Regions from separate parts of the Mus musculus genome. Here regions 2, 3 and 4 are each linked to region 1. The links are chromatin loops, found by intact Hi-C in ENCODE. Cell type or tissue: heart. All regions are shown on one strand. Region 1 has its middle 24 kb from the start of Gm5546. Region 2 holds the start of Magi3 (membrane associated guanylate kinase, WW and PDZ domain containing 3). Region 3 has its middle 23 kb from the start of Gm38412. Region 4 has its middle 37 kb from the start of Gm38412.

The links. Peaks named below come from ENCODE experiments on the same cell type or tissue, not always from the same donor. Only the 100,000 strongest peaks of a DNase experiment are listed, where the experiment ranks them.
Region 2: a loop joins it to region 1, with 2.1 times the contacts of the local background. A loop is called at or near these places in 4 of 42 quality-filtered maps.
Region 3: it touches region 1 in a loop (2.3-fold over the local background); 6 of 42 quality-filtered maps call a loop at or near these places.
Region 4: a loop joins it to region 1, with 2.1 times the contacts of the local background. A loop is called at or near these places in 6 of 42 quality-filtered maps.

Annotation. Positions count from the first base shown.
Region 1 is chr3:104,380,022-104,388,021 of GRCm38, reverse strand. No RefSeq gene overlaps it. Among named protein-coding and RNA genes, the nearest start is that of Gm5546, 24 kb to the right of the region's middle. In heart, a CTCF peak has its summit at 3,319; DNase peaks (open chromatin) are centred at 2,271, 3,931 and 4,261; H3K27ac peaks cover 1,192 bases.
Region 2 is chr3:104,216,543-104,224,542 of GRCm38, reverse strand. Magi3 (membrane associated guanylate kinase, WW and PDZ domain containing 3) reads left to right here and starts at 4,137. Exons shown (of 21, transcript NM_001159354.1): 1 at 4,137-4,898. The coding sequence starts at 4,577. In heart, a CTCF peak has its summit at 3,641; DNase peaks (open chromatin) are centred at 3,992, 4,772 and 5,402; H3K4me3 peaks cover 4,923 bases; H3K27ac peaks cover 3,521 bases.
Region 3 is chr3:104,427,746-104,435,745 of GRCm38, reverse strand. No RefSeq gene overlaps it. Among named protein-coding and RNA genes, the nearest start is that of Gm38412, 23 kb to the right of the region's middle. In heart, a CTCF peak has its summit at 3,575; DNase peaks (open chromatin) are centred at 1,415, 3,785 and 4,495; H3K4me3 peaks cover 1,301 bases; H3K27ac peaks cover 2,944 bases.
Region 4 is chr3:104,442,055-104,450,054 of GRCm38, reverse strand. No RefSeq gene overlaps it. Among named protein-coding and RNA genes, the nearest start is that of Gm38412, 37 kb to the right of the region's middle. In heart, a CTCF peak has its summit at 4,288; DNase peaks (open chromatin) are centred at 4,254, 7,494 and 7,974; H3K4me3 peaks cover 389 bases; H3K27ac peaks cover 562 bases.

The DNA of each region.
Region 1 (8,000 bases):
GAATTTTTGGAGGCTGTGCAATTTCCTTTTGAACCTTTATGTAAATTCATGTGAAGTGACATTCAATGAAATCACTCATCTGAATGATCCCTTTAATTCTACCCGCAGCTTCGGTAAAATTGAAATTTAAATCATACATTTTATTTAATGGAAAAACTTAGATGTCAGGAGAAAGGAGAGAGGTGTCGAGGCGACACCTGTATTAAGACGGAAAGACCTTGGAATCAAAAATGAGTGTCTAGGGGGTGAAAGAGCTTCTGCTAAACGGGCGGTTATCCTTGGAGAAGTGTGTTTTTTAAAAGACAAGTTTAATCCAGAGATACAGATTGGGATCAGGTTTTGCAGAACAAATTCTTCATTCCGTGCTTGTGTCCCACGATCTCCCCACCATTCCCCATGCATTTTGCTTGTCTGGATTATGATGTGGATTATGGAAGGCCATTAACGATTTATAGTAGAGGCTGGAATCGTAAGATGATTCTGCAAATGCATTTTAGTCCTCAGGTCTAGCTACTAAAAATGTCCATCTATGTTTAATTGCTTTAATTAACAGTAGGTTTAACATTAAAAATTCTTAATGTGCATTGCAGGGCCCTGGGCCCTGGTTTGTCCCCTCCCCCAAATAAACCTTACTGTAAGAAAATCAAATGATGAACAGAGAGACGTGAAGGATTCCATCCCTCACGATAGTTAATATTTCTGATTTATTAAAGTTTTATGTATATTGAGGATACTAAGTTTAGTGTACAGAGGTATGTGTGTGTGTGTTTAGGTAAATTAAGAATTTATCCTCTGTCATTCAAAATGTTAAATAGTACATTTCTTTCCATTTTTATATAGCAAAAGCTACTATAACTTTCTGTTTGAATTTTTTATGTTTTTACTTTTAAAGGTCTCTCTCTGTCCCAAAATTATTAAAAACTTAACTTATTTTTATTATTTTTATGATTACATTTTGTATGTGACCTTTGGCGATATTACTGGGTTTTATTCTGCTATAAAAATAAGGTTTGGATCCAGGCTTAGTCTTTCAAGTGGCTGTCCGGTATTTTCACCACCACCATCTCTTTATTGATTTGAAGTGTTACTATTGTAATGTGTTTAATTCCATATAATCCCTTATGTGCTTAAAATTATCCCTTATGTATAATTTTATAGTATTGTCTATGCTCTGAATAATCTCATAGATTTGGCGAGTGGAATGTTGAAAGATATTTTAATATTTGGTAAGTTAGTTTTGTATAGAAATTTGCAGGGGGTAGAATTAACATCTTTTATGAATAGAGTTTATTTATAAAACCATATTTAAAAATCAAATGCTGGAAAGATGGCTTGGTGGCTAAGTACCTTTGCTGTTTCATAGGGCCTGAGTTTGGTTCCTGGCAACTGGACAGCAGCTCACTACCATCTGTAACTCCAGTTCCAGGGGATGCTATACCCTCTCTTGCCTTTGTGGGCAATAGACACGCATACATTACACATACATACATGGGAGCAAAACACTCATGCACATAAAGTAAAAGTGTAAATTCTAACAAGAAATCCTGGGCATAGTGGTGCAGGCCTGGAATTCCAGCACTCAGGAGACTGAGGCAGGGGACTGCTGAACTGTGTGCACAACTGTACCACACAGAACAGGGACAAAATGAAGCACCCGAGAAGGAAGAGAGAGAAGAAGTAGGAGAGAGAGAGAGAGAGAGAGAGAGGGAGAAGAGAAGGAAGCTCAAGGGGTATGTGGTGGGAAGAGAGGGGGAGGAGGAAGAGGGAGGGGGGAAACAGGGAGAGAAAGACTATTTCCCTTTTTATGATTAAGGCAATGAATGTTCAAAGAACCCAATTACACCATTCTGTATCAGAATTACCTTCTGAAACTAGCTTAAAGGAAAATCAAAGCTGAAGGGAATATGATGAATGTCCTTCAAGTGGAGACGTATTGTTGAAGAGTTGGCACAAATTTTCTCTGAAGAAAATTGTACCCTCTGAAATGACGGAGCCAAGGGTATATAAGACTGGATAATGAATAAGTAAAAAAAAAAATTAGATTACACCATAACAGAGCCATCTGGGAGGCTGGTCATCCTGAGGATTGTGCGCCCGCCAGAGAATCACTGGATGGATAAGAATTGCATGGATCCTTGCCCAGCCTTGATCGTGTGGACAGACATGTTCTGTATATAGCTGCATCCACGAGGAGCCTTGCTACACCACTGGGCTCTCATCCAGAGCCTCACTTCCAGGTGATACCACAGAGCCCCCAGTCTGCTGAATAAACTGTATAGCTCTGAGCCCAGAGCTGTGGGAGCCAGCCAAGAGTGGAGAGGCCCACACTTCTGTCTCCATGGCAGCCAAGTAGAACCGCCCTTCATGACCGAGTCATTTACTCAACACGATGCTTCGCAAGTCAGTCCCTGAACACTGCTGTGCTCCAAAATCATGAATTGTAATCTTTTCCCCTGCAAGTCCTCTACTCAAAAATGTCAAACGGAATGTGACTTCTCCCATTAGTGTGGAGTGGGGAGGCTCCTCCATCGGATGTTTTGGATACTGGCAGGATGTCTGGTTGGGAACATGGTCATGGCTTCCCAAGGGTTACCAACAGGAAGATGTTCTTGGACGACAGAGTTTCCATTTGATCTCAAAAGACTGTGGTGGAGTTTCTCTTAGACACAGGGCAGTCTGGAAGGAAAAACAGATACTAAATAGCAACCAGAGGAGAGAGGGGAGGGTCATTTCTTTGGAAAGTACACCGGTGCTACCAGGTATACAGATTTACATATGTCACAGCTATGCAAATTGTGAAAAGTCTGTAAGCACATGCAACAAACTTGTAACAGCTACCCCTGTAGCAGCGGGGTAACAAAGGCCTTTAGCTTTCTAAGGTATATAGGTATTCCTTAAATGTTTTATAACCAGCTAACAGTACTTTTGTACTTATGAAAATGCAGATCTTAAAAATTAAATTCATTTCCAAAAAGTATTGAATATATTTTTAACAAAAAAATTTTTTTACGTGTATGAGTGTTCTGCTTGCATGTATGGCTCGGCATCATATACTTACCTATTGTCTGTGGAGGCCAGAAAAGGACATTGAATTCCCTGAAACTGGAGTTACCAGCAGTTTTTAGCTGAAACATGGGTGCTGAAAATTGAACATCAGTTCTCTGGAATAGCAGCTGGTACTTTTAACCGCTGAGCCAAAAGTATTGAGTATTCTTAAGACTATGACACCGCTTGGCTTTAATATTTGCCATGCTGGCCTGAGAAAGGTAGAGATAAAAGTTTTCTTCAGGACCCTGAGTCTGTCCCTAGTGGAGGACCTGTTTATTTGCAGCAGTGAAAGTGAGTAGTGCTCCCTCTATTCATCTATTGAAGTGACTATTAGTGCTCCCTCTTCTTGCCAACAGCAGTGAATTTCAGTCCTCCTCCTGCTTGTATCTACAGAAATGAATATGCATGGTCCCTCCATTCATCTACTTAGTGAATTGTGAGTGCTCCCTCTGATTGTATACAGCAGCAAATGTGAGTGCTCATCACAACACTGAACACAGTGCTCCCTCGCGTCCATTGCCTGTCTATAGGAACAAAAGTGAGTGCTTCCTTGGTGGCAAGGCTACTCAATAAGAGAATGAGGTAGCCTCTAGAAAACCTAAAAGCCTTTCTGACATAGTCCGGGCCTGAGACTGGCAAGTCTAACATGGCAGGAATGACAAGCAGTTAATGATGACCAGGAGAGGGTGTGGTCTGGAGGAAATAGGCAGCTGGCCACAAACCATGTATGTTCTGTGGAACACTGGCTCGATTCCTTCTTCAGGCAGAGTCTTTTCTTTGTTGGCTGCAAGGCCATTGTGCTCAATGAGACCTCCCCGATCCTAGGTCCCCAGTGACAGGTGAGGGCAGTGGTCAGCTTCCTTTTGAGGAGTGGGAGTTGACAGACGACGGCTCTTTGAATTAAGATGAGAAGCCAGGGTTTTCTCCTCCCTCATTTTCTTTTTCTGGCTCGGAATAGGTCTGTGCGTACACAGCAGATGGCTTTCTGACGAAGCCCAAATTCATCCAGTCTTTGGGGGAAAAAACTACAGCAAAAAGGACTGTTATTCCAATCTGATAAGGCTTTCTATTTTCAGCTAGAAAAATGAGTGTCTGTAAGTAGAAAAGAGAGGGGAAAAAAATCACTCCAACACCAGGAAAGTGAAAGTAATGAGAGTTGATACTCGCCTTGGGTGGATCTGGGAGCTTTGTGTGAGCCCAGGCACTCCTCTGGCTCAGCAGCCACAGAAGGCAGTTCCAGATAGCAAGCCAGACAGGCAAAGGCGGGAAGGGGACACACCAGCTCCAGGCAATATCTGTGAGGGAAGCTGCAGAGAGCAGAAATGGGAAAGGATAAAGGGGGCCTCATATGGGTTTTTGTTTGTTTGTTTGTTTTTGTTTGTTTGTTTTTTAACAGCTTTTTTGTTTCTTTAAAAAATTCTATTTTGCTTAGAAAATAAGCGAACATCAGAGACTGGGCACTCTTGCTAAGCACTCTGGAGGAAGAGTGCTGGGGCGAGGCTGCATGATCCTTCACCTACAAATTGGCCTGCTGCTACAAGCACTCAACTGTCCTGTGCCTCTATTTTCTCATCTTTAAAATGGGGTTGATGACTGAAACCATGGTGGAGATTAAACAGCTCCACTCAATGACTTGTGACTGCCTATTGTGGACTAACCCTGCAGTACCCAGGCACTGCTCTGAGGAGCAGGGTTACAATGATCACAGCACCGGAAGAGAGAACAACCTGAAACTAAGTAATGAGAAATACAGTCTATTAGAGATGTATAAGAGACAAAATCTGATGGTTCATTTTCAAAATGGAGGTGTCTTGGGTCTTCATTGGTCCAGCTGCAGATGAACAGGAAACATTGGGGTCTTGCTGAACTACCCTAACACCTAAAAGTCTAGAAAACAAAGTGACCTTGAGCTATGACAAGGTTAAGTTTTAAAATAAACAGGATGTAAAATGTAGAGATGAACACATGTGATCTTTGTTGCAACAACGAAATAAAAGATGGCCCTAAGAGGCAGAAGGAAACACTTAGATGGTTTGTAAGACTGTCACACTGGGCCACAAAGGTAAGGAGGAGGGGCTTGCTGTGTTAGTTATAAAATCTATTCTCTGCTGACAGCCCACCTGCCCTGGGCTGATGCCTCACTGTGTAATGTTGCAAAACAAACTGCCTCATTTGGCTGCTCCTAGTCTTCAGTGCTTGTTTTTATTAAGCTAAGATCTTTGTTTCTCTCAATATGGATAAGGAAAGACAGAGTAGGGTGGTGGTGAGGAGGGTCAGGGGTAGGGATGTAGGGGTGGGGGTGGGGCGGCAGAGATGGGTGCGTGGGAGGGTAGGGAGGATGGGAGGTGGGGGGATGTGGTCTGGTGTAGTGTGGTACATATGTATAAATCCCAGCACTCTGAGGAAGGGGTGTACCTACAGTTTGAGATTAGCTTGGGCTACTAGTGAGTCCATTCCTCACAGCAAACAGAAAACAGAATGGAGGGTTAAGAAGGTTGCTGCTCAGCCAGGTGACTGATCGTCAGTTGTGAGAGGAATCCTGGCTGGTATTTTCATCATCTATATTTGAAATCTGTCTTATTTCCAATACTACTAATAACACTTTTTAAGTGACCAAGAAGAACGGTACGTGGATGCATTGAAATCGTGGATGCATTGGAATGGGTATCTAATGGAGGCTGGAGAGATGGCTTAGCAAGGTTCCACTACTAGAGGAGCCAGATTCAATTCCCAGACCTACATGGTGACTCGCAACTGCCTGTAACTCCAGTTCCAGGGGGTCTAACACATTCTTCTGGTCTTCGTGGACACCAGACATGCACACGGTACATGGACTTATATACAGGGAAACATGAAAATAAGAAAACATAAAAATATACATATAAAAGTGAGAAAGCAACGGGTAGAAGTTGCCATCAGGGTCTTGAAAGCACTTTAGAGGAGCTGGCAATGAGTGCGTTTGCACGTGAAGAAGCCCTGCCACAGATGTACTGACCATGGAGGACAGAAGCTGAGCCATGAAACAAGTGATTCAAAAGTAATTTCTACTAAAAAAAAAAAAAGAAGGAAACAAAGCCAACCGAAACCTAGTAACCTCTAGAATTGGAAACAGAAAATAGTTGAATGCATCAAACCGAGCAGCAGAGGATGGGTATTCAGTGGTTGAAATATTACCTAATCAGTGCTATTAGAAGTGGTAAAGAAAGAACAAAGAGAAACGTGAAAATAAAAAAGAAGAAAAAGGGGGAGAGAACAATAGAAACAGACACACTGGCACAGGGCCAAAGATAAAATTAATCTCAGCACTTGGGAGGGAGAGGCAGGCAGATTTCTGAGTTCAAGGCCAGCCTGGTCTACAGAGTGAGTTACAGGACAGCCAGGGCTACACAGAGAAACCCCGTCTCAACAAACAAACAAACAAACAAACAAACAAATAATCAAACAAAACAAAACAAAAACGATGAAACAGAGCAGATACAGCAAGGACAAGGAATAGAGCAAAGGTCAAGGAGACTATCACCCCATCTTCTTCCCTTTGTCATGTCATGGAAACTAAAACTCCTGCAGGGTTTGGTAGACCCTGGCCCTGGGCGGGCAGTGCTGGGGGTGCTTCTTTATTGGCAGAGATGCTATGTTCATTACTTTACTTGTTGCCATGACAAAAATTTGACAGAACAACTTGGGGAGGGAAGGGGAAGAGAGGGGAGGAGAGGAGAGGGAAGTGTTTGTTTTGACTCTTGGCTTAAGAGGTGATAGAGTCCATCATGGCAGGAAGACAGGGCAATATGGAGACATCATGACGCAAGCTGGAGCCCTGAGGTAGCTGATCACACTGCTTCCAAGGTCAGGAAGCAGAGAAAGACAAATGCTAATGTTTCGCTCATTCTTCATTTTTATTCAGTCCAACTATGGGACAAGTCACCTGTAGCTGGATAGGCCTTTCGTCCTTAGTAATTTCTCTAGACTTAGCTTCCCAGACAGCTCCAGAAGTGTGTTTCCTCAGTGATTAGAACCCAGTCAAGTTAGCAATGAAAAGAAAGAAGTGAAATTAGGAGCCAAGGGGTTCTGAACCCCGTGGGATACTCTCAGACCTTTATTTTTGGTTAGTGATTAGGAATATTCTAAGATTCTTCCCTTGGACCTAAAAGAAGGCAGTCAAAGGGGGATGTGCTCTGGCTCAGGACCTCTCCCCTGGTCCCAAACACATTCAAGCCAGTACATTGAGACAGTGAAAATTGAGCCTGTTACACATAGGAGCATTTTACCTACAAAACTAGCTAATACTTGACTCATTCTTTAATTTGTCAAGTTCTCTCCCTACTCAGAGTAGACCAACAAAATCACAGTTGGATTTAATCACACAGTTGCTTCAGAGATTCTAAGATACAGACGAATAAGGCTAAGGCACAAATCTTCGTTCAATTGAAAAAGCTGACGAATAGAGAAAATACCATGGCTTAGGAACTTTAAAGTTAACTAGGCTCAACCACAAAGCCTAGCATCTTGGGCTAAATGGCTCAGTGGCTAAGAGCACTGGCTGCTCCTCCAGAAGACCCAGGTTCAATTCCTAGCACCCACACCCATCTGTAGCTCCAGTCCAGAGAATTCAACACCATCTTCTGGCCTCTGTTTAGGTACTTGGTATACAAACATACATACAGGCAGAGCACTAGACACAAAAATAGAATTAAAATCTTAGGAGAAAAAAAAAAAGCCCCATATTCTGAAGGTTCCCACACGGAAGATCCAAAATGGAAATTTAGGCAAAATGCAAACTAGGATTGGAAAAGAGCCCCGAATGATGATGTTTCTAGTACATTCTAATGCTTCTGATCCCGGTTAGGTGAGCGAGGAGCTAGCTGAGCACAGAGCAAGCACATGATTCCCCAAGGACCAGAGGAACTGTGTAGAGAGCAAAAGCCAGAGAGAAGAGTCAAACAGGATGGAAGCCC
Region 2 (8,000 bases), 160 kb after region 1:
TTATTTATGTGTTTTGCTTAGAAGGTATTCATACTACCATATGCTCTGCCTCTCTACCTCCTACTGTAGCTCAACCTGGCCTCTAATACACTATGTAGCCTAGCCTAGCATTAAACTCTGTGATTTTCCTGCCTCAGTCTCCCAAATACTGAGTTTATAGGTGTGAGCTGCTCACTTGACTTTGAAGGCTATTTTATTATGATAACTTGTGGTAAAAAAACCAGGCTAAAGTTTCATGTATTCTGTATAGGACGCTAATATTTATGACACCTGTCTGCTCCACGACCCTTTAACATTTCATGTAACTGATAGTTTGATTTGTCACTACTAGAATTTAGGCTTCCTCCAGAGAAATTGAGACTGAAACTACAAGCGAACCCTGCTTTGTCTTGCTTTGTTGCTGAGCTGCATATGGCTGGGGACACAGTTTACACTGATAGCAAAAAAGGAGGACCCCTAGGTCATTTCATAAACATTGTATTTATAATTTTGTTTTAAATTTTTCTATTAAATAGGCAGGTTTATTTCATTCTCATTATCACAAAATAAACTTTTCACGTTTTGCTACCGACCCACCTCCAAACTCCAATGAAATGAAAAGATAGAAGCAAATGTACTTTTAAATGTAGTGTGTCAGATACTATTGCTTCCTTCTCTAAATGCTAATCTCATCCGTTTTAGTTTTAAAAAAGATTTATAATTTTAAAAATATGTATGTATGTATGTGGGTACATGCAGGTGTAAATGCAGGTGTCCACGGAGTCCAGAAGAGGGCATCAGATTTCCTGGAGCTGCAGTTACAGGCACTTCTGAGCTGCCATGATGTGGGTGCTGGGAGCTGAACTCAGTGATCTGAGAGAGTAGTATGCACTTAGCTGCTGAGCCATCTCTCCTCCTTCTCACTGAACTGCCTCAGCTTTGCGCCGATGTTGTGCAGCCGCGACGTACCTTCTGAGTTCCAGAGGGGATATGCCATGGAATTGTATTACCCTCAGCAGAGACTGGCATTTGGGCCCTTGTGGACAATCAGCTAGAAAGGAAATCCTGTTGGGAGGAGCATTTGGGGAAGACTTTTTGAGTTACAGAGTGTAGATCATCTCCTTAGGACGTTGTTGAGGATGTAATATTTGGACCCAATAGCCATCTTGAGACCTAAAGTGTTTTTCATACAAAATATATTACTATCTCTGTAAATTAGCGATAACCCAGAGAAACTTTGGGAAGCATCAAATTCAGTTGTTTCATTTATTTTTGTTGGGCCTGGTTTCATATTGTTTGATTTAGTAATACACCCTTAGGAAAAACCCGAACTCTTAATCCAAAAGATAAGTTTAAGAAACAATGATAACGTTGAAAACAATTTAACCAGGGGCCATTTCAGAGAGATCATTTATGTGACATCCATGACTATGTAGTAATTTCCAGCAGTGTCCTACCATCAGTAACTCACCGAGTAGGCAGAATATTCCGACTAGGGGGAAAATGACCCACCTAAGATGGATATTTGCAGAATTGAAGAGGTACCCACGGATGCATTTAGCCTTATCACAAACATTATGATATAGCATAAGCCAACATAACATTTTGTGGAGTGTTTGCTATGCTGTCTATGTGGAGTGCTTGACTCATCTGCAGACAAGTCTCACCACAACTCAGTGAAGTATTGTTGTCATACCTGTTTTGTGTATGGGGAAATGGAGGTTAGGTGACAACAAGCAGCTTGCTAGGAAATGGAAAAGCTGGTATGTGAGCCTGGCTCTGAAGCTAAGGCTCCCTAATGACTGCAGTTTTCTGCCTGAGAATCAATTCATGGTTAAGACACTGGGCAGATGTTAGATGACTTAAAAAAAAAAAAGAAAAAAGAAAAAGAAAAAAGACACACAGCAGGCAGACATTGTTGGGTGACTACTTAACAACTATTCTCTCCTCCTCCCTTAAAGAGGACCTCTGCTTTGTTTGAAGGTGACTTATGATCAAGTTAGTGGAATGCTAGTAATTGCATTTTCTTTTGCCAGTGACTGGTCTAAGGTGGTCATGGCTCCATTTTTCTAGCCTACCACAGTGGCCACAAGCTAGGTAGGATTTTTCTCTTTCATCAAATTTGGACTAACATTTTCTTACCCTTCTTTCTTGCTTCATATAATGACCTTTGAGGATGTGATGTCTGGAGCTATGACAACCTTGTAATTAATAGGTGACAGGCTTGGAGACAAAAGTTCATATGGATATGATGTGGAAGAGTAAACACAAAGAGCTCCGGACCTTGATAATAGACTGTCCAACTAGTCCTCAAACTACCACACTTAAACTTTATGTTAAAGATGTAATAAATGACAGTGTGCTCTAAGCTATTATTTGTCAGATGTTTTGTTCCTTGTTGCCAGAGCCATTCTAAACAGATACAGTTTAGGCAGAGCATTGTGTTTCAGTCTCAGCAAAAATAGAAGATGTGAAGGCAATCGAGTATTCATTCAGGAATTTATTAGTATTAACTAGTTGTCCATAAAACAAGTTAAATTTTTTTTTAAATTTCAGATGTTGGTCTATTTGAATGATCCACATGATGCCTGTGAAAAGTATTTACTCCATTGGGTTCCAGACGCTGGGCTTTCTCTACCCCCATCATAAGTGTGAAGGCCATCTGGCTTCCAATCCACTTGGCCAGAGGGAGCCTCAGCAGGATGGAGGGTGGTATTAAAGAAATGTAGTTTCTCTCTTGGGTGACTGCTCAGCAGACAATCAAGGACTGAAGGTTACAGTCTGGCAATCTCTCCATCAGGGTGTAGATAAAGGTCCTGTCTCTGCCTGGCAGGTCCCAAGCCTGCAGCTCCAGGGCTCCACTTCCCTTATTGTTTCTTGAGTCCAGCCCACATTTAGTGTTTTTATTTCCCCAGTTCAATGGTGTGAAGGAAATCACTGTAGCTGTCTGAAGCTTGATCTAGTTTGTAGAGCTCCTCGGAGTTTAAAATAAGGGCTATCATTAAAGGGAGTCAGAAGACATGCCCTGTCACAAAAGTGAGACAAGTGCCCCAGTTCAGAGAAAACACTTTCCAAGAAATACTGGACGACTATTTGGATGAGGTGAAACATTTACGAACAGAGGGCATTCCAAAGACGAGAAAGCACGCGTTCAATGAAGGAAGAAAAAAAGCTTAAGTGTTTCTGAAAAATTAGAGCTGGGAGAGATCTGAGGTCTCCCTTGTTCTGAGTCACTTCTTCCACCTTCTTACAAACAAGCAGACGCGAAGCAGAGATCTGGTCAAGGTCAAGCCACCAGTGTCAGGACTTAGCTCCGCAGGCACCAGGTTGTTTTTTAATCCATCTCCTTCCCGCTTTCCTCAAATGATCTTCTAGTCAGTCTCTCTCGCTAAGCTGCAGTCTCCTCGAGAGCAGGATCACTGTTTTCTTCATTCTTGGAGTTCAGTAGCTAGTGTAATTAATGATCTTCACTCTCAGCTTGTTTCCGACAGGCTGTCTAACTTGCCCGAGATCACACAGCATTCGAGCACTGGACTGTATTTTACCCTCAATTAACAGGATTTCGCCAATGGATCATTTAAGAACATTCATTGAACGAATTAACAAATTCAAACCCGTAGAATCCGTTTCAGCCTTAACAGGCCCATTTAGTGGCTCCACCGTTCGGAGTAGCTGGGCACTGGACTCCCAGGATCCAGGCAAAGCACTCCCAGGATCGCCTTCGGGCTCCAGCTCCGAGGCCCCGCCCCCTGCCCAGCTGGGCACGCCCCACCTTGGGGACCAGGGTCCTTTCAGTGTTTGAGTTTCCCTTGGCTCCAGCCCCTGGCTGGAGGGCCTCTCCCCTCTAGGCGACCTGTGCCCGCTCCCAGACCAACCCTCTCTTTTCCCTCCCCCTTCTCCCTCCCTCACACTCTAAACTTCTTTTTTCCTCCCTCTCTAAACTTCAGTCATTCTAGTGCCCGCCTCCTCTACTTAGACCACCCAATCAGAAATCAGCATGCCCGCCGAGGGCCGCCCCCAGCTGCCAGAACCCAATCCACGGTGCGGAGCCGAGAACTGGGCGGGTCCTCCGGAGCAGAGCTGGTGACGGCAACGCGCCGGGCGCTGCGCTGCGGGAGGGGGCGGGGCCGGGCCGGCGAGGGCGGGGGAGGGGCCGAGCGGGGAGGAGGTTGCGGCGGGTTTGAAAGCGCCAGTTTCCTGGCAGCTGGGGCAGGCGTTGGTCTCGGCGCTCCGGCTCCGCAGCAGCCGCGCTCCAGCGAGCGACTAAGCTCGGTGCGCGCGTACCGATACGAGCCTCGGTTCCAGCCGCTCCCTCAGCTCCCGCCCCTTTGCCTCAGCCTTTCCCGCCGCGCGGGCGCCGAGTCCCGGCCGTCGGCGCTGACCCCGCCCGGAGACCCCGCCGGCGCCGCCCGCGGGGCGCGCGCTCCCTCCGGCTCTCCTCAGCGGCCCGCGAGAGGGGCGGCTCGCGGCGGCGCGCGGCCGGCGGGCTGAGGCGGGGGGTCGACGGCGGCGCCCCTCTGGCCGGGCTGTGCGCGGGGCCCGGAGCGGCACCGCGGCCGCCCGCGCGGGGGCTCCCCATGGTGCAGCGGAGGTCGGGATGTCGAAGACGTTGAAGAAGAAGAAGCACTGGCTCAGCAAGGTGCAGGAGTGTGCGGTATCCTGGGCCGGGCCCCCGGGCGACTTGGGCGCCGAGATCCGCGGCGGCGCCGAGCGCGGCGAGTTCCCTTACCTGGGGCGGCTCCGCGACGAGGCTGGCGGCGGCGGAGGCACCTGCTGCGTGGTCTCGGGCAAGGCGCCCAGTCCGGGCGATGTGCTGTTGGAGGTGAACGGGACGCCGGTCAGTGGGCTCACCAACCGGGACACTCTGGCTGTCATCCGCCACTTCCGCGAGCCCATCCGTCTGAAGACGGTGAAGCCAGGTGTGTGGTCGCCTTGGGGACCCGGGTCCTGGTCCGACTCCCCGGGGAGGAGGGGGGAGGGGGCGGCGCCGGGGTTTCCCATTTTGCGGCTAGTAAAACTGAGCTCGGGTGAACCGACAGCTGTGTAGGCTGTCAGGGAATTGGCACTAGGAGCTGGCTTTCCTAATCCAGCTCGGTCTCCCACCGCATCAAGAGTTTTTATTTTTATTTTTATTTGCCTAGAGAAGAGCCATCTCTTTTCTTCTCCCCTTTGTGGAAACAGTCCTATGATGATAATCTTTTCTTTGGAACGTATTTGCGTCTTCTAACGGGGAGAAAGGGCTTTACTATGGAGACTCGGCGCCGGATCGAGGGCCGAGGTTACCACTGAAAGCTCCTGGGAGGGCTCAGCTGGCCCAGTGCGTCGTGCACGACCGCAGACGTCTGGGAGCTGACAGTCCCACTCTGTGGGTCTAGGTGGCTCAGGTGTCTGAGTCCCAGTGAGGTACAGTGTGTGGTATGAGGCAGTGGAGCTGTTGTGTCGTCTGGATTTGGAAGGAGGACCCAGGTGCCCAGCCGAGCAAATGCCTTTGTAAAGCTTTCAAATCTACAGTATTTGTTGAAGCGCAGGGTAAAAAAAAGAACCCCTTGGTGCCCTGGTGTCTTTGATGCTCGTAAAATGTGCTGCAAAGCATGTTACGCTTATGGCATACTCCCTAGCTGGAAAGCATTGATCAGACTGCGCAGTCTGGTCTGGTAGTATGTAGTAAGTTTTCTTACGAATTTGTAAGAGAAAACACTGTTGGACCTTTCGGTATTGGTAAAATATGGTTCTGGCTTCTGAGGTGGTTGTAGACATGGGCATCGTGATTAATCATTGTTACTAGAAATCAAATTGTTTCTGCTGAACGTAGATACGGTACATCTGAACATATGGGGCTGCCAAACTGACTTGGGCTAGATTTTGGTCTTCCCCGTTCACTACAAAATGCTAGAAATTTCTAGAAATTTTAACACGTTCTCTCTCCCTCTCCTCCTCTTCCCTCCCCCCACTTCTTCCTCCTCCCTCCCTCGATCTCCCTCTTCCTCATCTTCAGCTCACTTTAGGACTGCCTCTTAAGTAGTCCTTGAGCTAATTGCAACTGATGGTTTGATGCAATATCCATGTGTTGTGGGTATGTGACATAATCTTACTAGTTTACATGAAGGTACTTTTCATATAATCTATTCTATGATACTATTAAGATTTGTGTGTTTATGGGTTTTTCTTACTGTTAATCTTTAGAACTTTGTCAAACTATAAATACCCTTTCTGTGTTTTTGAGGATTGTAAGATTCTTAACTCTTAACTTTTAGAACTATATGTAAAGGGTGGAGGGAACACTTTTGGGGCTGTAATTCGGTGTGTTGGTTACTGTTTATAATATTCAAAATACTATACATTTACTAGCCCAGGTAGGACTTAGGTCATAGGTTCTCAACCTGTGGGTCTCAACCCCTTTGGGGGTTGTGTATCAATTATCTTGCATATCAGATATTTATATTATGGTTCATTGCAGTAGCAAAATTACAGTTATGAAGTAGCAATGAAATAATGTTATGTTTGGGGGTCACTACAACATGAGGAACTGTATTAAAGGGTCACAGCATTAGGGAGGTTGAGAACCTTTGACTTAGATGAAATCCCATGAGCCAGCAGATAATGAGAATATGTGCATCATTGCTCTGTTTTGTTTTGATCAGTTGGGGCATTACTGAAGGAATAACAGTCATAAAGTTGTTGAGGAAGTTGTTATATTCCAAATCACTGTGGTTTGTTTAATAGATGAGAGGGTTGGCTCTTTAATAAACACCAATCTGTTATATACCTTTCGCATAAAATTGGAGAAAATACTTCAGGGTTTAAAGTGCTATACAGTAGTATTAGTTAACTGTATTGATAAAATCTTCCCTGCCCCAGAATATAGTCAGCATTTTGTATTAATAAAATTTTGCCTTCTTGTCATCCAAAGACACTGTCCTGCTTTAAATATTAAGTGAAAATAAAGGGAATAACTGGTGTCAGTGCTGCACTACAGCTTATTAGTAGCAGTTTTGAATGTTGTGCTTGCTTTTTAAAATATGCTCAGCATTGATAATTTGTAGTGGGTACCACTATTTTTGTGCCATTTGAGATTTAAAACTGTTCTAAGCAAATTGTAATGAAAAATATTTGTTAGGTAGTATATGACTTTCTTAAATGGCATTTTAAAAAAGCATCATTTACAATGAGATACCAAGGGTTTTGTAGGTTAAACACAAGCTTTAAATACTAGAAATTAAAAACTTGAAGAGGTTATTTGTAGAACTTAGGTTTAGTTAAAAAACTGCACAAGTATATCTCCAGAGAATTTTGGAGTCTATATGGTTTTGATTTATTTAGAAAATCATGAAAACAGAGTTTAAGGTATTCTAAAAAGAAACTTTCCCTGCCCCCACTCCCATTTTTTCTAAACTTTGTGAAAATTTTAATTCCAAGCATTATGTAGTAGATTTAGCACTCTTGGCTGGTAACTTGTTAAACTGTATTCTCGACAGTCATTTAGAAGCTAAAGAGTAAAATGCAGCTGTTTCTGTAAATTGTCTTGTTAATGAGGTATGCTCTTATACTGTCTTTTGACAGTTTGTGGCAGAAGGACTAGCTGGTGGACAACAGCACTACTTCTTTACTCCAGCCTTTCTTTTTCTTTTGTCCTGGAGAGGCTCAGGGCAGCCCTGTCAGTGCTGTTAATGCAGGCACATAGAATATGTCTTCTTTCTGATTGTCTTACTTTTTGCTTTAGAGTTGTATTTATTTTGTTGTACTTTTTAATTTGAAAGTGTTCTTTACAATTTGGATCTTTCTTTGAATTAGAGAGTTCAGTGTTGGTTTAGTGTTAATATAGTAGTACTTAGTAATCAATACTTTAAGATTTATAGGGAAATCTTTAGTCTCATTTATTTCTTGGCCCAATTAATCACCAGTTTCTTCTTTTTTTTTAATATTTTTTACTACATATTTTCCTCAATTACATTTCCAATGCTATCCCAAAAGTCCCCCATACCCCCCCCCCCACTTCCCTACCCACCCATTCCCATTTTTTT
Region 3 (8,000 bases), 48 kb before region 1:
TTTTTGAGATGTTTTGGGACCTTAGGACTTTAAACTAAGGAAGGTATGTCAGTTTTTGACCTCTGTATTCAATTTTTAATCAACATATTGCATGTCCTCATGAGCTACAACGTGGCTGCGATTTTTCAGTGTCTGTGCACAATGTGTTATGATTGGATCAGGATGACTGGCGTATCCATCACCTCAGACAGTTCTCATTTCTCAGTATGGGAACGTGTGAAATCCTCCCACCAGCTACTTGCCCGCCACCGTTAAACCCTGGATGCTATAGGGCCTTAGCAGCGATTCCTCCCATCCGGCTGCAACCCTCTGCTCACTAACCACTCTCTCTACATCTCTGCTCAGGTTCTGGACCATTGTATCTCTCTGCATTCAGCCAGGATATGATTCAGTACACAGTGTCTTTCTTGACACTTGCTTGATTTACGTCACTTACGTCCAATTCCACCCATGTTGGGCGAATGACACAGTTGTGTTCCTGTTTATGCACAAATAATATTCTATTGTGTGTTTACTTTTTTTTTTTTTTTTTTTTTTTTTTTAAGAACAGTGTTTCTCTGTGTAGCCCTGGCTGTCCTGGAACTTTCACAGAGATCTGATGCCTCTGTCTTCCAAGTATGGGGATTAAAGGTATGTGCCACCACACTTTATGTTCGTATCCATTTGTCTGTTACTGGGCACCTAGGCTGATCCTACCTTCGCTGCTGTGAATTGCGGCCATTTAACTCTGAGCCACAGACTCTTGGTTGGGCTGATTTCAGTTTATCTTAATATACACTCAGCTTTCTGGGTCACATTGCAGTTGTGTTCCTTGTTTTGTAAGGCAGATGCACGCTGTTTCTCTGGTGGCCATGCTCCCAACTGCTGTGCTCAAGGCTCTCTTTGCTCAACATTTCCACCGGCATTTGTTACCTTCGTCTTTTTAATAATTGACATCTTATCAGGGCTGACTTGATGTCCCATTGTGTGTGTGTGTGTGTGTGTGTATGTGTGAGAAAGAGAGAGAGAGAGAGAGAGAGAGAGAGAGAGAGAGAGAGAGAGAGAGAGAGAGAGAGAGAGAGAGAGAGACATGAGCACAGGAACCTGCAGAGGTCAGAGGGTGTCAGGTCCCCGAGGGCTAGCATTAAGGGCAGCCGTGAAGCAATATAGGTGCTGGGAACTGAACCTCTCTCTGCAAGAGCAGCACTGCTCGTATCTGCTGAGTCATCTCCCCTCCGTTTTGTGCCCCCTGGTGATGGATGACAACCCTGTGATTGTTGACTATCTGTGTATCTTCTTTGGAGAAATCTAGTTAGGGCTTGGGCTCCTTTTAACCAATTTATGATTTTTGTGTGGGTTTGTTTTCTACTGAGTTGTTTGAATTCCTTACAGAGAGTGTTAGAGAACGCCTGCCCCGCCCCTCTGTTACGTTTGTGGGAGGGGTCGGTTTTCTCTTTCTTCTCAGTTTCTGCCCGGAGGCAGGGGCAGGGTCACAGCCACTTTGCTCAAATCCCAAAGTGTTCCCTGTGTCCCGCTGCTCTACTGATTTCATAGTGTCTGATTTATTTATTTTACTCTTAAGTCTTTAATCCATTTTGATTTTTTTTTTTTTTTTACATAGTGATGGATGGGAACCTAGTTTCATCTGCCTATGCATATGCAGTTCACCCAGGACTATTGTTAAAAAGAACTTTCATTTTCCATGTGTTACATGGGCAAACACACGGGTTCTAGTTCTCTATCTCACTGGACAGTATCGCCTGCCTTGCTGTGTGGTCACTCTAGCTTTGTAGCATGTTGTGAAGTCAGGAGTTACAATGCCCTCAGCTTTGCTCTTTCTAGATAAGATTACTTTGGAACTTTGGGGTTGGGAATTCCATATAAATCCCCCACCCTCCCCCCAACCCCCTCTCGCTCTCCCCACACCCCAGTACTGGAGACTGAATCGATAGCCTCATTATGCTAGGCAGGTGCAGGTGCTGGACTACTGAGCCACATCCCAGCCCCCCACCCCCCTTCTGTTTGGAACACCACCGGTATTCAGATGGACGTAATGTGGAATCTGTAGATCACGTTCAGAAGTGTGGACAGTTTCACTGGATGAACTCTTCCAGTCAGCAAACATAAGAAACCTTTTGTTTTTCATTTTCTTTCATAGAGTCTCTTGACTTTGTTTTTTTTTTTTTTTTTTTTCTCTTTGGACTATAAAATTCTTTTCCCTCAAATCAATATTTTTTTTTAAAGTGACTTTTCTAAGTGGGCCAGTGACTGACTAGTGTGTTTAACTCCTGTTACACTGACAGGATTAAAAGCAAGCCCAGTTCTCCCATTCATGCCTCAGAGTAGTAACAAAGGGTGTATTCCTTGGGAATATAGAAATGGTTATTTTGCTGTTTTAGTATGCAGAGTTGAATTCATATATCTAACACACACACACACACACACACACACACTATACACACATAAACCCCTCCGAGAGAGAGAGAGAGAGAGAGAGAGAGAGAGAGAGAGAGAGAGAGAGAGAGAGTTTTTAAGCTAGGAAAAAAAGAGTTTGCCTCTCATGACTCGTGCCCTTTACCTACATTCTGACCTTCCGCCTCACCTAATATTACCCCATTTTCTAAGTTCTAGGCTATACCCATACTTAATACCTGTTCACATATATTCATGTATATATTCTAGGCTATAGCTCCTATATGAGGAAGAATTTTCTTTTCTTTCTTTTGTGGTCTTCTGGAGTTTAAGATTATGTTCCCTTAATGTTACACTTTTGAGATCCATTCATCTCCTGCAAGTTTCATGCTCTTTACAGCAGAATAATACCCTATTTTGTACATGAAGCACATTTTCATTACCCGTTCTCCTGCTGCTGGACATGCAGGCTGGTTGCGTAAGCACATGAACGTGCAGGCATCTCTGAGGTAGGACATGGAGTTCTTTGGGCCAAGGCCTAGGAATGGTATAGGCAGGTTATATGGTAATTCTATTTTTCCTTTTTTTTTTTGAGACTCTGATCTGATTCCCACAGTGGTTGTTTCAGTCTGCCCTCCCACCGGCAGCAAACGAGGCTTCTTTTCCCCCCACATTCTTACCAACATCTGTTGTCGAATTTCTATTTATTTATTTTGGTTTTTTGAAACAGGGTTTCCCTGTATAGCCCTGGCTGTCCGGAAACTCACTCTGTAGACCAGGTTGGCCTCGAACTCAGAAATCTGCCTGCTTCTGCCTCCCAAGTGCTGGGATTAAAGGCGTGTGCCACCACTACCTGGCTCTTTTTATTTTTTAAGATTTAGTTTTATCTTATGTGTATGAGTATTTCGTCTATGTGTATGTGTGTGTGCCACATGCGTGCCTGGCTTCCATAGAGGCCAAAAGAGAGCGGCAGACTCCCTGTAACTGCAGTTACAGATGGCTATAAGCCACGATGGGGGGGGGGGGCGCTAGGACACAAACCCAGGTCCTCTACAGGAGCAGCCAGTGAGCCATCTCTCCAGACTTGAGGTCAGGCTTTACATGAAAGAATGGGGAATGGAGTAGAGAAATATTTTTAGATTGGCTTTGGGGAGAGTGGGTTCTGGTTTCCATAGCTTCCCCAGGAGGAACTGAAGGGGAAGAGGCAAGAGGGCAGGAGAAAGTCAGGGCGAAGCTCCACCAGAAGGGGTCTAACAAGTCTTGGCGGTGATCCAGGTCTTGATACTGGGAGAAATGCCAGTAGGTCACTGCCACCGTTGGCCTTCTGGAATAATCCAGCGTCTGGGAGGGAGCGTGCCCACCACCTTCCCTGTGTTGTGTCCCGCAAATCGGGCGTGGGGGGGGGGGGTCAGGAAGAAAAACAATCTGACCCTTCCGGCCATCGCAGAAGGGAAGCTTCACACACTGGGCAGTTTCCTCAGAAGGGAAATGACCTGAGGTTGGAGCAATGCAGGACAGCCTGAAAGACATCTGCTCAAGCAGGGCCTGGGGGGGGGGGGGGGGGGCGGGGGAGGGGAAGGGGGAAGGAAGAGCCACAGGTGGCGTGAGGGGCAGGCCTCTTTCTGGGACTGCATATGAAAGGTCAGCTAGCCACCCTGAGGGAGACAGGGACCAGGAAGAGGACTGTCTGACAGGGGCCTTTTAGCTCAACCCCTTTTCTCCAGAGTTGTTTTGAAGTGGAATGGAGGTTGGAAGAGCCCAGCACCGACTCCTCTAAAGTGTAAAAGGGTTTTTATTTTTCCCCCCAACAGGCTTTTGTAATCAAACGAGATAGGAGCAAAAACATGATAATAAACGAACCGAACGAACAAACAGCTGTTTTCTCAAAGGCTTTATCATCCCAGGTCCCCGTTTGGCCTAAGTTTTCTCAGTGTTCTCTATACTCGGCAGCTGGGTGGGCGTCTGTGGGAGGTAGGAAGGAGAGGGTAGTGCTTTGAAACAGAACTAGGTCAGAGCTGGTACTTAACCAGTGTGTAGATGCTGGAGATCTGCGGCTCCTTTCCCCTGGCTTCTGGAGGAAGTTCTGGAGAGACTGTAGGAGGGAGGGAGGAGGGTCAGACTCCAGATGTTTCTCCTGCGCTCCCCGTGGTTTCTGCTCACAGAAGTCCCTCGGAGGTAAGGGAGATTGCCCTGTTCTTTTTTTAGCTGAGAGTGAAGTCCTCTGCCTCTGTTGGCGTGGATCTCAGTTTCTCCCTTCAGACTCCAGGTACCAGGCGTGTGCTGGGCAACTTGCCGGCATTCAGGAAAAACACATAAACCTTCCCATTCGGCATTTGAGCACCTGAAGTTCAAACAGAGCTTAGAGAAGGCAGAGGAGAGGACATAGCTTCTGTAGGTTAACCCCAGACATTGTTTTCTCCTGGGAGAAGGGAGCCATGATGTAAAAAGCCACGTTTGTCCTATTGGACGTACTTGAGACTATTTTTTTCCTTACATTTATTTATGGAACAGAGAAGGAAGAACCCCAGGTTCTCATACCATGACACGATGTAGAGACTAGAGGACAACCCATGGGAATCCGTTCTCTCCTTCCACCATTTGGGGGCCAGGGGATTGAACTCGGGTCTTCAGGCTTGGCAGCTAGCAACCTTTACTGGTTGAGACATCTCACTGGTCCCACATTTGGTATGTATGAAGACCAAGAATATTTTTGAAGGACTCTCAAGAAATCTGTTATGCCGGGAGAGTTGCAGGTGGTGAGGGCTGACTCAGTTGGTGGCAGGGTAGAGAGGAAGACTTTGTCTGTAGCCTCTTTGTTTTTCAAGTAACAAACATGATTTTTAAAACAATAATTATGAATAGTGTGTGTGTGTGAAATGTCTGAGCATGGGCATATGCATGTCGTATGTGTGTGTGTGTATGTGTATGTGTATAGAGGACAGAGAACAACTTTGTTATTTCTTCCTCTATTGCCATGTGAGTTCCAGGGACCAAAGCTACTGTGCCATCGCTCCAGTCCCCACAAACACAATGTTTTAGAGCAGTTTTGGAGATGAGGTGTGAATTGGTGGCAGAGTAGTTACATCCAACCCAGTCCCCACACGTGGACCACTTTCCATAGGCACCCCAGGTTAGAGTGCCCCATTCATTACCATTGACAGGTCTACACTGCTACATCACTGTCACTAGAGCCAGAGTGCGAGCTTATTCATGGTTGCTGTACCTTCTAGGACTCCTTCATGGCTTACTCTTCTCTGCAAGACCAGAGAAAGCTCAGCTTCTCAAACTGAGTCAGGTCCAGAAGGGAGTGAATAACTGGGTCACTGAAAAATTCGCCAAAGCAAAGGATTTCTGAATGTATAGAAAGCAAAAATTCACTCAGAAATCTAACTTGGGCAAATCTGAGGTGTTTCTGGGAGGTCACATGGCGCTGCATCATATAACTTCCCTGTACCAAAGGCAAATATCATTGGATTATGTTGTGTTGGGATGTTTCTTTGGAAAAACTTTCTGTCTTGAGTTTGGGATTAGGAAAGAATTTCGAGCAATTTCTGAAACTTTTGTTGTATGGTATTTAGAATGCATTTAGTATGCATAATATATGCAAAGTGACATTCTTAGCATTGACTGTAAAATCAAAATATCAAGGAACTCTGGAAGCCCTTCATGTTCTCTCTCATGCAGCATCAAATATTTAGGTCAAGTTTTAATCCTCTATGTAAAAATAAATATGCATATTCTCTCATTGGTATGCAAATTCGATTTAGTCTTTAAATTATAAAATAATATAACTCTCAAATAATTTTTAAGATACATTTATGATTTATTGTCAGTAATTGATTAATATACCTGTTTTATATACAAATACATTCAGAATCGCATGAAAATTTCTTCTGGAAAAGCAGTCATGATTGGAGAAGGTTTGAGATGCCATGATCGAGAGTTCTTCCCTGCCCTGTGGCCAGCATGGTTCTCAAGAAAGGCTGCCAGGGGCCTGGGAAGATGGTGGTGTGGTGGTAAAGATTGCGCTGCAGAAGCCTGAGGCTCCGAGTTTAGAACCCTAAAGCCCACGTGAATGCTGGATGGGCATGGATGTAATTGTTCCAGCCTCAAAGGGGGAAAAAAAAAAAAAAGGAAAATCCCCAAGCAAGCTGCCTAGGAAGACTAGTTATATCAGTGAGCTTTGGGTTTGATTGAGAGGTCCTGCCTCAATAAGGTGGAAGGGACATCAACCTCTTATCTCCATGTACACACACATACACACACACACACACACACACACACACACACACACAGAGAGAGAGAGAGACATATACATGTGCACATACATGTGAAGAATGGAAAAAAGAAAAGAGTAGTTCTACTATCCTTAAGGGATATATGTTCTAAGAGGTCCAGTGGATACCTGAAACCTATATATGTTATTTCTGGTCCCACATATTTATGATAAAATTTAATTTACAAATTAGATGTGATAAGAGATAAGAAGACCTAACAATAACATGGAACAATCATTACACTATACTACAATAGACAGTCTCTCTGCCCATCCCCCTTAATACATCTTATTGTAGGCCAATGGATGGCTCCGAACGCAAAGACTCTTGCTACCAAACCTAAAGACTTGAGTTCAATCCCAGAACCCACCTAGAAGAACTAACTCCTGCAGGTTGTCCTCTGACCTTCACATATATGCTGTGGCATGCACCACACAAATAAACTGCCCATCTGGTTTATTTTATATGTTTATGTGTTTGGGTGTTTTTCCAGCATGTTTGTCTGGTGTCATGTGCTTGCAGTGTTCACGGAGGCCAAAAGAAGCCTTTGGATGCCCTGGAGCTGTGTTTACAGAAGGATGTGAGCCACTGTGTAGGTGCTGAAAATCAAACCCAGTTCTCTACAAGAAGAACTAGTATTCCTAATGGCTGAGCCATCTCTCCAGTCCCTTCTTGAGAAATTCTATGTCTATGTCCACAGGAGCTATTGTGCAGTCATTTTTGTTTCTTGTAGACACTGGTTTTGGTAGTGTGGTCATATTGGCTTCATGGGGTGAGTGAAGAAACATTCCTGCTCAGAAACTAAAGATAGTTGGTATGGGGGGGTTCCTTAAACATCTCGTGAAACCCACTGGGTAGTCCATTCAGTTAGTTTATCGTCGATTCAACTTCATTCATACACAAAATGTTCAGATTTGTCAGGTTGTTCTGACATGAATTTCTCTCTTCCGAGGACTCAACCCACGTCACTGAGGTTGTCACACACAGACACTGAGCTGTTTGTGGTATTTCTCCATTATTCTTTTAATGCCTGTAAGAACTGAGGTGATAACCTCCCTTCATCTCTGACGTCATTGACCTATAGCTTCTCTTCCTCATGGTCTGGCTAAAGGCTTATGCATTTTACTGATCTTTTCAAAGAATCAGCTTCTAGTTTTACTGGCTTTCTCTGCTGATTTCCTGTTCACAGTTTTCTTTTTCTTTTCTTTTCTTCTCTCTTTTTTCCTTCTTTCCTTCCTTCCTTCCTTTCTTTCTTTCTTTCTTTCTTTCTTTCTTTCTTTCTTTCTTTCTCTCTCTCTCTCTTTCTTTCTCTTTCTCTTCTTCTTCTTCTTC
Region 4 (8,000 bases), 62 kb before region 1:
CTGTTCCAGAAGCTGTCAGGTTCTCTGGCGCACCCTCTCACCTGTTCAGACTAATTCCCTAAGTTCGGCGGGTCCCGGACCAAGATGGCGACCGCTGCTGCTGTGGCTTAGGTCGCCTCCCCAGCCGGGCGGGCACCTGTCCTCTGGTCCGGAAGGTGGCCGGCTGACCCCGGCCCACACAGGGTGCTGCCTCAGCGCTTCTGCCGCCGCCTGTTCCAGAAGCTGTCAGGTTCTCTGGCGCACCCTCTCACCTGTTCAGACTAATTTCCTAAGTTCGGCGGGTCCCGGACCAAGATGGCGACCGCTGCTGCTGTGGCTTAGGTCGCCTCCCCAGCCGGGCGGGCACCTGTCCTCCGGTCCGGAAGGTGGCCGGCTGTCCCCGGCCCACACAGGGTGCTGCCTCAGCCCCTCTGTGCTTCTGCCTGTTCCAGAGGCTGTCAGGTTCTCTGGCGCACCCTCTCACCTGTTCAGACTAATTTCCTAAGTTCGGCGGGTCCCGGACCAAGATGGCGACCGCTGCTGCTGTGGCTTAGGCCGCCTCCCCAGCCGGGCGGGCACCTGTCCTCCGGTCCAGACGGTGGCTGGCTGTCCCCGGCCCACAAAGGGTGCTGCCTCAGTGCCTCTGTGCTTCCGCCTGTTCCAGAAGCTGTCAGGTTCTCTGGCGCACCCTCTCACCTGTTCAGACTAATTTCCTAAGTTCGGCGGGTCCCGGACCAAGATGGAGACCGCTGCTGCTGTGGCTTAGGCCGCCTCCCCAGCCGGGCGGGCACCTGAGTGCCTCCAAGAAGAAACTGTCCATACAGCATGCTTGCTGGCTGGACTACGAGTGAATGTTGGAAGGAAGGAAGGAAGGAAGAAAGAAAGGAAGGAAGGAAAAAAAGAAAAAAAAAGGGAGAGGAGAGGAGAAAAGAGAAGAGAAAAGAAAAGAAAAAAAAGAAAAGAAAAGACAGATGAAGTACAGGCTGGGTGTGTTGGTACATGTCAATAATCCCAGTATTTGAGAATCGAAGGCAGGAGGACCAGGAGTTCAAGGTCATCCTTGGTTATATAGCTGAGTGTGAGGCTAGTCTGTGCTAGACACCCTATCTCAAAAAGGGAGGGGGTAGTGGGTGGTGCTGAGTTTGAGTCTCAGCACCTGTGTAAAGGCCCTTCATCCAGGTTAGTGAGATACCCTGTTTAAAAATACAGAGTTAAAAAGGACCACTACCAGGGAATAGCATCCAAGGTTATCTGGCCTCCACATACATGAACACCCCCACACATGAAAGTACACACACACACAAAGTGCAAGTGTAAGTTTTATATATTTAAGAGAGGTACTCTTGTCAGTTTATGAACATTTCTGACTTCTGCACAGTTTCTCTCTCTCCCTCTCCCTCCCTCTCCCTCTCCCTCTCCCTCTCCCCCCCCCTCTCTCTCTGTGTGTGTGAATGTATAATATTTTTTATGGACAAATGACAAGTACAGTGTGTGACCTGGAATAGTCTGTGGCCTTCTGGATTGCTACCTCTGTGACTGTCAGTGCCACTGGGACTGGGACTGGGACCACGGGGGCTGGTTTTACTCATCTCAGGGTTCCTTTTAGCCCAGTGATATGGAATATTTGGAACTTGAAAACCACCCCTGGCCAGCAGCAACTGAAAGGACTTTGCTGCTCAGCATCCTCCCCCATGTCCTGGCTCCTTATCCGATGAGTGCAGATTTGCTTCCCATGCCTGCTGTGTTTCTAGTCTGGGATGGGAAGCCTGTAGTTTGTTACCAGGGAAATTTTATCACAAGGTGGCTTAAAGGAAACGAAAATACATAGGTCAGTCGTCAAAGAACAGGGATTGCCAATGTGGGTGTCATGTGGCTTGTGGTAATGCCTGAAACAAGGCTGTTGGGCCTGTTGGATTTGCTACCTCTGCTGCGTTGTTCAGCCAGCGTTTCTTGACAGCTCAGATTTGGACCTGGAGAGATGACGAAGAGGTTAAGAGCATGTAGAGGGCCTGGGGTTGATTCCCAGTACCCATATTAGGCAGCTCAAGACAGCTTATAACTCGAGTTCCAGTTCCAGGGGATCTGGTGTCTGTAGGTACCTTACATGTGTGTGGTACACATGAACTAGTTGTGTGTGTGTGTGTACTTGCTCTTAGCTTCTGAGCCATCTCTTCAGCCCACTCAAAAACATTCCTTACCCAGTCTGGAGCTCTAATAGACATAGTCTTCCAACGACCCAGCCAAGCTGGTCAGATTCCTTCTTTGTAAGTAAGGAGTTCATTCCAGATTATATGATTTGCCTGAGGTCATGTGCTCCAAAGCCCCTTTCTACAGTAAGACACTGGGCACTGACCAGTTTGGGATTTTGTTTGTTTGCTTGTTTCTTCTTTCATTCCTTCCGTAGCTGCCCCCACCCCCCGTTTTTTGATTTTTGATTTTTGTTTTTTGGTTGGGGTCTCATGTAGTCCAGGCCAGCTTCAACCTCACTATGCAGCACAGTGTGATCATCTTGCTCCATCTCCTGAGTAGGCAGATGTCACTGTGCTCAGCTTTGTTTTGTTTTCAAACAGGGTCTCTCTGTTATGTAGCCCTGGCTGTCCTGGAATCCACTATGTAGGCCAGGCTGGTATCAAATTTACAGGAATTTCCACCTGCCTCTGCCTCTCTGCCTCTCTGCCTCTCTGCCTCTCTGCCTCTCTGCCTCTCTGCCTCTCTGCCTCTCTGCCTCTCTGCCTCTGCCTCGAGTGCTGAGATTAAAGTCTTGTACCACCACGACCAGCTGTTAGTTTTTGGTTTGCTGTTTTTATTTTCATCTCATCCCCACCCATGTGTGTGTGTGTGTGTGTGTGTGTGTGTGTGTGTGTGTGTGTGTGGTATATCAAGGAGAGAGCATGGATATGGGTGTATGTGCTATGGTGCATACGTGACAGGACAGCCTTGGGTGTCAGTCTCCACCTTCCACCTTGAGCTCCTAGGAATTCTCCTGTCTTTGCTTCCCATCTCCCCGTAGGAATGCTGGGATGACAGAGGCACTGCATTGGTTTCAATGGGTTCTAGGAGTCAAACTCAGTTCCTCACACCATCTCCCCAGGCCCCTCCAGTTCATTATAAGTTGAAATGCCTCGTAGGGGCTCGACATTTTTAGGTTTCCCGAGGAGAAACAAAACCAAGCAGATGAGTGCACTGGCTAGCATGCCGTTCTCCTGATCCACCCCAGGGATCAAGTATAGGAAGCTGAAACCAGCAAGCAGCAAACCAACTGCCACAAGCGTGAGTGAGTCTAGGAACAAAGAAGGAGTACTCTGAGCATTCAAGAGTAAGTATTCATTTGGACATGTAGCCCTGGTTGGCCTGGAGTTTGCTATGTAGATCAGGCTGGCCTAGAAATCAGATCTGCTTGACTCTGCCTCCCTGAGTTCTGAGATTATAGGTGTGCTCCACCATGCCCAGCTTAGTGAGCACTTTTAAGCTCCTATTTTATTCTTTTCCAAGGAGAAGTCAGATGCAATAGAATCGCATACACTGACTGACAGCAGGCCATCTCTTAAGGCATATGTGCAAGATTGGGTTGTTTAAAGGGCTCTCTTTATTATTTTTAGTTATGTGTATATGTGTGTCGGCACATGCACATGCAAGATCAGAGGTCTCCCCCTGGAGCTGGGGAGTGACAGGCAGTTATGAGTCACCTGTTACAGGTGATTTAGGTGCTGGGAACTGACCCTCAGGTCCTATGTAAGAGCAGAGTACATCTTACCTGCTGACTCATCACTCCTGCTCCAAGATCTGAGTAGCTTCAGTTTATTTCTTTTCTAAATGCTCCATCAAAGCCAGTGTGACATCCCTCACTCTTGAAAACAATGCACATGTGGCTGGCAATGGCAGTGGGGACAGTAGCTTGAATTATTTATCCTTTGGAGCAAGCTTCATAGGAGTCTGTGTCCCATGCCAGAAACAGCAAGGGCAGAGAAGAAATACATTTCTCTTCCAACAGTGAATTGCTGCTGCCTGGGTGTCTTTGTCCTTTATACATGTCACAGGAGGGGTGGGGACAGGTTCAGGGACTACACAGGCTGCTTCTACTAAAATGGGACTTTTAAGGTGAAAATTCAAGCATGTGATGTTGAGAAAATTTGACTTTTGGAGAAACACAAAATCATAATAAATTGCAGGTCTGGAGGGAAAGCCATGAATCATGTTGGCAGGCATGCTGCCTCGTGGGCCTGTGCCACCAGCCCCAGCCTTCTCTCACACCTCTCTTAGCCCTGAGTCACCTGCCTTCATCTGCCAAGTGTATACTGCTCCCTGGCGTTTCCCCGAGCACAACAGACGTCAGTACCCAGAGGTCAGGAGAAGTTTGCAGAGGACCCCGCACCTCCAGCTGTGAGTGTCTCCCGAGTTCTATCTTTGGCCAGCCTCAATTTAGGGAGGCCTCTCAGCTGGCTCTGCTTATTGCTTTCCATGGTCCAGGAAAGAAAAATGATCAGTTGGTCACTTTCTTTAAAGTCCTCTCGTGTCCGAGTTATACATGATCTAAGACTAGCTATTGAAATGATTAATACAAGTGATAGAAAAATGTAGGATCAGCCTAGATTTTTTTTTGAGCCCCTGAAGGCAATGTATAGTTTTGTGAAAGCACTGACTTGTTTACTCTCTCTGCAAACCCTAATGTGTCTTCCCTTATGCTTTCCCTACCCTTCCCTTGGCCCTCTGAAAGGGCATTTGAGCAAAAGCACAAAAAGATTCCAAGGGCTCCAATTTGCCATCCTTGGTGGGAGTCCTAAGACACCACCCACTTGCTGTGAGACAGCTGGTGAGTACCCGGAAGTCCTGCCTGGTCAGCTGGGCCCTTCATTTACCACATGACTTTTAAAAGTAAGCAGCTGGCTCAAGTCCGACTTAGCAAGTTGCAGAAGCTTAAGTGAGTCCCTTTGGTTTTGGGTACCTGTGTTCCAGATTTGCAGGATGCACATAAGCATGCCTGGCTTTCTCTAGAGTGGGCTACATCAGCTAATGCAGATAACAAATGGAGCACCACACTCAGCACAGCCACCCATGCATTACAGGCTTTCAAAGTGGAGCGTCTCCCCCTCCTCCCTCTCCTGTCTGCACAGCTCTGGGTGGAGAATGGGGAAGGTTGGTTTTCTAGGGCTAGCCCTGGAGATTTGGGTTCCTAGTTGGATTTGGCTTGGAAACAAGACACTCTTCAAGAAATAAAGAGTGCACTGGCCCACGAGTCAGTGGGACTGAGGTTCTGACATAGACCCACATACTGCGATCTTGGTAAGCTGTTGACTGGAGAGTCTGGGTGGCACCCTTGATATTTAAGAAGCAGGCACGCATCCTGACTTAGGAACCCTTTCAGCTTTGGAGTCCTATAGATCGTCTCAAGCACACTGAGCCATTCTCAACTTAGTCTCTAATGTCCTTGTCCCGTCTAATGTTTTGTCCTGTCCTCCCTCCTCCTCCCAGTTTTTTCCAGTGGTTCTTAACTCCCTGGAAAGGCTCTTTTAAAGAACAATAATTACAAATGCACATATGGAATTTTAAAGAGGACAGAGATCTCAGCTGCTTTAAATGAGGATATGGGAAGTGAAGGGTTGAGACTTTTTGAGCCCTCTACAAAATGCAATGTGTGTTGAGACTACCAGTGGGCATCATTTCTGACTGAAGATCCTCTTTAGCCCAGACATTCCCCTATGTAGTCCAGCCCCCATGACTGCATATGAACTCCCGCAGTGCTCCGTGGCAAACTGAACTGCTTCTCAGAATATTCTCTTCAGTACGTAGCATGCTGGCTTTGTTCCAAGGTGGCATCTTGGAAGACCACAGATATTCTGGAGCCAGAATGCTTGAGTTCACATCATGGCTACTGGTATTTTAGGCTAAATTACTAAATTTCTTTTAACCTTTGTTTTCTTTTCTGCAGGACAGTAATGATAACCCTCATTCTACAAGGTCACTGTGGACACCAATGAACTCATTTCTACTAGGATAGCAAACACATTGGCATTTTGTTGGTTTGTTTGTGTGTTTGTCTAGTAGGATCTTAGCAGTCCAGGTTGCCTTGCATTCACAATTTTCCCTCCTCAGGCTTACAATCATGTGCTACTATACCCTAGCTCAGCTTTTGTAAGTCTAATTTTGGAGGGGAGAGGGTTCGTGGATAAATGACATTGTTTTCTTTGTGTTCTTCACCCAACCAGTAGGCTACATGTTGTTCCCCAGGTGGGTGGGTGACCGTTTTATCTTATAATAAGTTCAACCATGACTCTTGTTGGAACTGTTGGTCTGGAGAGTAACAGCAGCGACTGCATTAAGATGTGGGCACCTTTGTGGGCACCCAGGCACTGCATACTGCTGCTCTGATAACCAGAGCTTGCCTTGGTTCATGGCTTGTTCTCTGGTTGTGCTTGGGTATCACCCATCTGTATGCCTTCTTTGAGAACTGTCTGCCCAGTCGGTTAGCTTGTTTTCTGCTGGGTGATCTGTTTTCCTGGTGTTTAATTTGCCCAGTTCTGTATATATAAAGATGTGTAGCAGGCAAAGATTTTCTTACCATTCTCTAGGCGCTGGTGCTTGTTTTCTTTGCTGGACAGGAACGTCTTAGTTTCCTATACGTCTAGTTGTTGGTTGTTGGCAATGTGTGCTGTACAGTTGGAGCACTGTTGAGAAAGTTTCTTCTATGCCTGTGTCCTGAAGTGTTTTGCTTCAGGTCTGGCTCTAAGATCCACTTTGAGTTGATTTTGCACAGGGTTGGAGACGGGGGTCTTAGTCTTTCCTCTCCTTGTGGAAATCGTTTTCTCAGCACAGGTGTTTAGAGGTCTCTTTCCTCCAGTGTATGTTTTTGATACCTTTGTCCAAAGATAGAGAACTGTAGCTTTGTGGGGTGACTTCTGGGACCTCTGTTTGAGCCCCTTGATTGCCAGGGCCACTTTTTGAGCTAGTAACATGCTGTTTTTGTTACCATGATGCTGTAATATGGTTTGATATGGAATATTCCTGATAACTCTAGCATTTTCCACTTTCTGATAAGGATTTGCTTGAGATGTCAGGGTCTTTTGTCCTTGTAGGAAGCTAAACTGCTGGCCTACCAAAAGAATAAGTATAAAATTCTGAAAAAGAAAGCCCCCCCTTTCTCTGTGTTGTTTTGCTTGCTTGGTTACTTGCCTCCCTACCCAAAACAAAAAACAAACAAAACAAAACAAAAAAAAAAACCAAAAAACAAAAAAGGCAAAACAAGACAAAACCTTTCTCAGTTTGGAAGCCTGGTCCCCTTTTCTTTATGTTGAATACTCCCTATTTCCTGGGTCCATCTAGCTTAGAATTTCTTCAGGCTAAAATAACTTGGAGCTCAATTTAAACAATTATTTTTGTAGTCCCCGCCCCCCCCCCCCCCCCAGCCCCCAGCTACTTGTTGAGTAATCCAGGGTGTGTGTTCATGCCCAGGGCCAGGCAGCTGATTAAAAAACCTCTGCAGCATCCCAGGCTCTCCCGAGAAGGGGCCGGCTCACTGCCAAGCTCTCTACACAAGTTAGTCTAACCTGAATTTTGCAGTAGGGGGATGAAGAGGTTGGAATCCGAGATGCAGGGCAAACTGCAGTTTTCCCCTCACGTGTGCTCTTCAGATCCAGATATTAGAATTTAAGAAAGGCAGTGACAAGATCACTGTGGCTCTAATCCTGTCCCTTTAAGAAGCCTGTCATTTAACTCTTGAATACCCCATCAGCAATAGATAAAGGGCGGGTGAAGAAACTGTTGAGGCTCTTTCAAAAGGCGCCTTTTTGTTCCAAGGCATCTTCTTGTTTCCTTCTGTGGAGGCTCTACTACACAGCGGTTTGAACGAGAACTGGCCTCCAGGTGGCGCTTCAGCACAGAGAATGGCGGCAGAGGGCGCTACCCAGGCCACCATTGCTCAGGGATACCCTTACGTAAGGGGATTCACAGGAAATCCGGCTTCTCCGGTTGCACAATGGCGAGAGGCCTGGCCTTTGTCATGGCTCAGGCTGTAACTCAAAATCTGT